Regions from separate parts of the Homo sapiens genome. Here region 2 is linked to region 1. A link is a contact called in ENCODE Hi-C or POLR2A ChIA-PET data. All regions are on one chromosome and are shown on one strand. The core of a region is the stretch at or near the end of the contact, and the rest is flanking DNA. Distances in the headings are between cores, read along the strand shown.

Region 1 (2,794 bases), core at 41-2,540:
AGACCCTATCTTAAGAACTGTCAGGATCGCGATAGCAATAGATAAAAAGGGAAACCAAACAAGAAAAGGAAGTTTGTCGGCCAGCCCCCGGCCGGTCTCACCTCCCCGCGTCCAGCTCCCGGCCCGCAGAGCCTCCCATGTCTGTCAGGCTCGCAGCTGAAGCAGCCAGCTCTCCAGAAGGCCTCTTGCCGGTCCCATCCCCACCGCCGGAGCCACCGTTGCAGCTCTTGGTGCGAAAGAGGCGACTGAGGCGGATTTTGAAGGAGCCCTTCCGAGAAGGACCCGCGAGTGGCCGGAGGGGCCCGGGAGGAGGCGGGGGCGGGGGAGGTTGCTGCTGCTGCTGCTGCTGCTGCTCCCCTCTACTCAGGCGCCCCAGAGGGACCAAGTCCTGCAGCGGGAAGGGCACCGGAGGTAATTCAGGGCCTGGGGGCTGCAGCAGAAGCCGGCCGCCCCCTCCTCCTCCGCGACCCGGGCTGCTGAGCTCCTCTTCCGAGCAGCTGTTAGTCTCCAGGCTCTCGGCCTCCGATTCCAAGCCCTCCAGGACCAGCAGCGCGTCGCTCGTTTCCGTGGGGTCCTCCCCGGCCTGCGGGGCGGCAGCAGGCGGCTGGGGCTGCGGAGGGGGCGGCTGAGGAGGACACGGACACGGGCAGCAACCCCCACCGACTGTCTTGACCCCCGGCCCCGCCGGCTGCCCGAGCCCCAGAGCCGCCAACTGCGCCTCTAGTCCAGCCGCCGGGCCCCAGGTCCGCTCGAGCGCCAAGCCCGGCGGCAGGGCCTTGGGGTCCAGGGCACAGCGGTGCCGGGGACACAGCAGTTCCGAGGGTCCCGGCTCCGGGGCCGCCTCCACGTCCTCCTCCTCCGGCGGCCGACCCACGTTGCGGAACACCATCAGCTGCGGCGGCCGGGAGCCCCGCGGGCCGGGCCGCGCGAGGAAGGGTGGCGGCGGGGGGCCATGGCCCGGGGGCGGTGGCGGAGGGCCTGGCTCGGGGGCCGCCTCTCCATAGCCAAGGAGGCGGCTCAGGACGCGGTACGAAGCGGCCGCCGCCGCCGCCTCGCCATCCCGGAGCTCGGCCTCCTGCATCGGGGAGAGGGAGGGAGGGCGGGCGGCTGGGAGCCGGGCTGGGGTGGGGACTAGGCCGGGCCCCGCCGGAGCCCCGCCCGCCGCGGCCCCCGGAGCGACAGCGCTAACGGCCGCCGCGGCCTCTGCCTCATAGAGGGGGGCGGGGGGCGCGCGGAGCCCAGCGCGAGCCCAGGCCGCGCTCCGCCACCGCCGAGCACCGCCCCCAAGCCGACGTCACTTCCGGAAGGGCTTAGCCACGCCACTTTCCCCAGGGCGTGCTCGCGCTGGCCTCCACGGCGAGTGACGCCGCGCGCGCCCCCGGCCCCTATTGGCGGTGAGCTGTCTGTTGGCTGGCGTTGGTCTCTTTTCCCGGTCCTTGCTTTTCACTTCCTGGGCGCCCAGGCCCAGGCCATCCCATTCGGTAGAGTGGAGAGGCCTTGGAAACCATGGTCTGGTCCTGGGAGCGCGCCGCTGGCCTTGGGAGCACATATGGTTCTGCCATCTACGCCGCTTGCGATGTGTGACCTTGGCTGAGTCATTTCATCATTAATCTGTATCTCCGTCCGCCTGGCACCCAGTGAATGTTTGTGGAATCAGTACATGAATCGTGTTCTAGACCCAGTGCTGTACTGATAAATGTGTAACAACCAGCTCTCTGGGGGGAGAACGGGAATGTATGCACATATATAGGTACAAAAATTTGTCGTTAAGTTTTACTGACATAAAGGATGTGTAGTTCACAATTTACAATTAATAGTAAATTGGCAAATTCCATATAACTCTTTCTCACAGAATGCTTTCATTGATTTTTGCCAAACTCTTATATGGGTAGCCAAACTGTGATTGCAGTTGACCTAGGAGTGTAATTGTAAAGGTGAATGTTGGTTGATAAAACTGAAAAAGACAAAACTTAATTGGATTGTCAATGATGGGAGCAACTTCTTTGCTGAGTCAGAAAACGGTTTCAAATACTGGAAGAATATTTACTCAATTTTTGTGCTATTCATAATGTAACGGCTACAGACAACACATTAAGTTTTTGCTGTTGTTGAGATGGAATCTTTCTCTATTGCCCAGGCTGGAGTGCAATGGCGCTATCTTGGCTCACTGCAACCTCTGCCTCCCGGGTTCAAGCAATTCTCCTGCCTCGCTCCAGGTAATTTTTTGTATTCTTAGTAGAGACAGGGTTTCACCATGTTGGCCAGGCCAGTTTTGAACTCCTGACCTCAGGTGATCCACCCGCCTTGGCCTCCCAAAATGCTGGGATTACAGGCGTGAGCCACCGCGCCCACGCCCGGCCTTCTTATCTTTACACAGGGATAAGGATTGCAATTTTGCTTGCTTGCAGGCATGTTGTGAGGATCAAATAAGATCAAGCTTTTTGTGTGGAGGAGGTGAGACTGGAGGCAGGGAGCCCATTGAAATAGTCCCAGTGGGAGATATTGAGAGATGCAAGGGAAAAGGAGGAAGGATCAGCTGCAGAACTCAGTGACTTCTAATACCTGAGGGTGCATTGAGGGGAAGAGGGTGGAGGGTTGAGTCCTGCAACCAGAGGGACCTTTTCAGAATGGAAATGTGTTCATAGCCTGTGATTAAAATTGTTCATGGCTTCCCATTGTTCTTAGGCTAATGTGTGATCTTGTGATCTGACCCCTGTGTGATCTAACCCCTGCCTCTCTAGCCACATCCCCTGCTAAGCTCCACCTTGTTCTCTGTTCCCTGCATTCCCATCAA
Region 2 (2,700 bases), core at 104-2,603, 2.5 Mb before region 1:
TATACTTTTCCCAGCCAAAAGAGAGTTCATTATGGTCCTCGTGTAGCCAATAAATCTTTCTGTTCCTCAAACAGGAAATGAAAGACCTTCGAAATGTGTCCACTGGTGATGTGAATGTGGAAATGAATGCTGCCCCGGGTGTTGATCTGACTCAACTTCTGAATAACATGAGAAGCCAATATGAACAACTTGCTGAACAAAACCGCAAAGATGCTGAAGCCTGGTTCAATGAAAAGGTAAAGTAATCTTCCTTATAGTGAAACTCATGGAGGTTTTATCATTTCAGAATTTCCTCACCCTTTTCCTTGTTTTTAATACTCTAGAGCAAGGAACTGACTACAGAAATTGATAATAACATTGAACAGATATCCAGCTATAAATCTGAGATTACTGAATTGAGACGTAATGTACAAGCTCTGGAGATAGAACTACAGTCCCAACTGGCCTTGGTATGTTAACTCTCATGAAATGACTTCAACTTTATCATACAAAGTTTCATGCTCACCTAAGAATATGCAATGCAACAAAAAAATGCAGAGTTGGAGGTAAGAAAGAGAAAACAAAGTGAAGCTCATGTTAATGGAGGAAAAGTACTACTAGTGTTGATCTAAAAGTGCTGAAACTGAAATGGTGCCATTAAACATACAACAAATTCTGTTCATTTTCTTATTCTTCTATATAATGCCTTACTAAATAATCAAATAAGCGTCACCATACTCAACTGAACAAGGAAGTCACTAAGCCACAAAAAAATCCGTTTCAGAAACAATCCCTGGAAGCCTCCTTGGCAGAAACAGAAGGTCGCTACTGTGTGCAGCTCTCACAGATTCAGGCCCAGATATCCGCTCTGGAAGAACAGTTGCAACAGATTCGAGCTGAAACCGAGTGCCAGAATACTGAATACCAACAACTCCTGGATATTAAGATCCGACTGGAGAATGAAATTCAAACCTACCGCAGCCTGCTAGAAGGAGAGGGAAGGTAAATTTTAAAATGAAAAGTTATCCCAGTTTCTTTTATTCAATATTCCAGATAGCAAGGCTTATCTAAACCCCAAGAAGATGCCAGAGAATGAGAGGAAGGGAGGAGAGAGGGTAGAGTACAGAAAAAGGAGTACGCAACCGCAATCTCACTTTCTCATGAATTTGGCCCAAAATGATTCTTAAGAGTTCTGTGAACTTAACATTGTTTTCAAAGGATGGGTTTTAAAATATATACCTGGCAGGGTTTTATTTTTTCAACACGTTTTGCTTATTTTCTAAATTAACGGCAACTGGAAAGCTACCCACCGTTTTCCAACGTTAGAGATAACCGAATGTGACCTCACCCCGTTTAGTTCCGGAGGCGGCGGACGCGGCGGCGGAAGTTTCGGCGGCGGCTACGGCGGCGGAAGCTCCGGCGGCGGAAGCTCCGGCGGCGGCCACGGCGGCGGCCACGGCGGCAGTTCCGGCGGCGGCTACGGAGGCGGAAGCTCCGGCGGCGGAAGCTCCGGCGGCGGCTACGGGGGCGGAAGCTCCAGCGGCGGCCACGGCGGCAGTTCCAGCGGCGGCTACGGTGGTGGCAGTTCCGGCGGCGGCGGCGGCGGCTACGGGGGCGGCAGCTCCGGCGGCGGCAGCAGCTCCGGCGGCGGATACGGCGGCGGCAGCTCCAGCGGAGGCCACAAGTCCTCCTCTTCCGGGTCCGTGGGCGAGTCTTCATCTAAGGGACCAAGGTCAGCAGAAACTAGCTGGGGTAATCAGAATTAGTTTTAACTTCCTGTGATGGTTTTTTTGCGCTTTAAGCTCTAGAGTTGTTTTAAAAAATTAAAAATCTTAGAGACGGTTCCGTTTGCATTTGTTCACAAACTACTCTTAACACCAGCCGTGAAAAATGGCATGATCAAAATGTCATACCTTAAGCATTTTTTTGGGCTTAACAATGTAAAGTTGAAATTTCCTTCTTTTTACAATATTTGCTTGTTAATTACTAAGGATCCCTACAGACTGTTTAAAATTTTTTTTCCATCATTCACACAGATACTAACAAAACCAGAGTAATCAAGACAATTATTGAAGAGGTGGCGCCCGACGGTAGAGTTCTTTCATCTATGGTTGAATCAGAAACCAAGAAACACTACTATTAAACTGCATCAAGAGGAAAGAGTCTCCCTTCACACAGACCATTATTTACAGATGCATGGAAAACAAAGTCTCCAAGAAAACACTTCTGTCTTGATGGTCTATGGAAATAGACCTTGAAAATAAGGTGTCTACAAGGTGTTTTGTGGTTTCTGTATTTCTTCTTTTCACTTTACCAGAAAGTGTTCTTTAATGGAAAGAAAAACAACTTTCTGTTCTCATTTACTAATGAATTTCAATAAACTTTCTTACTGATGCAAACTATCCCAATTTGTCAGAATTTATCTTTACTTAAGTACATAATACTCTTTAAAATTAAAGATTAGTAACCCATAGCAGTTGAAGGTTGATGTATCCAGAAATTCGGAAGACAGAACTATTGTCATGCCTTTTCTAAGTTTTTTAATCATGTATGTTCAGACCACCGTCAGTAAATTCACTGAGTAAAGTCTGTAAATCCCCAATATTACTCTTTAAGATACACAATATGTGGAAGGCTCCCAGCTCTCTGGCTTTAAATTATTTCAATCCTGGAAATTCTGGAATATCTCAAATAAAACCCCCAAAATAATAATAATTGGAA

What was found. A loop is a pair of places that touch in the nucleus more often than their neighbours do. ChIA-PET counts read pairs that join two places held with the same protein, here RNA polymerase II (POLR2A). Pooled maps may share reads with other maps.
Region 2: a loop to region 1 is called in a map of B cell, with 20 times the contacts of the local background. The contact joins the promoter of KRT10-AS1 here to the promoter of SOCS7 in region 1. A Hi-C loop is called at or near these places in 1 of 168 maps with a recorded cell type or tissue (B cell) and 2 of 50 pooled maps. POLR2A ChIA-PET finds 5 or more read pairs at or near these places in 1 of 52 experiments (activated T-cell).

The regions. Positions count from the first base shown.
Region 1 is chr17:38,350,340-38,353,133 of GRCh38, reverse strand. It overlaps SOCS7 (suppressor of cytokine signaling 7), which reads right to left and starts at 1,290. Exons shown (of 10, transcript NM_014598.4): 1 at 102-1,290. The coding sequence starts at 1,081. It overlaps LOC124903991 (a long non-coding RNA gene), which reads left to right and starts at 2,138. Exons shown (of 2, transcript XR_007065738.1): 1 at 2,138-2,216; 2 at 2,409-2,675.
Region 2 is chr17:40,817,798-40,820,497 of GRCh38, reverse strand. KRT10-AS1 (KRT10 antisense RNA 1) reads right to left here and starts at 1,353. Exons shown (of 3, transcript NR_160888.1): 1 at 1,290-1,353. KRT10 (keratin 10) reads left to right here. Exons shown (of 8, transcript NM_000421.5): 4 at 75-236; 5 at 324-449; 6 at 764-981; 7 at 1,337-1,711; 8 at 2,016-2,381. The coding sequence ends at 2,022. RefSeq lists an enhancer at 1-843.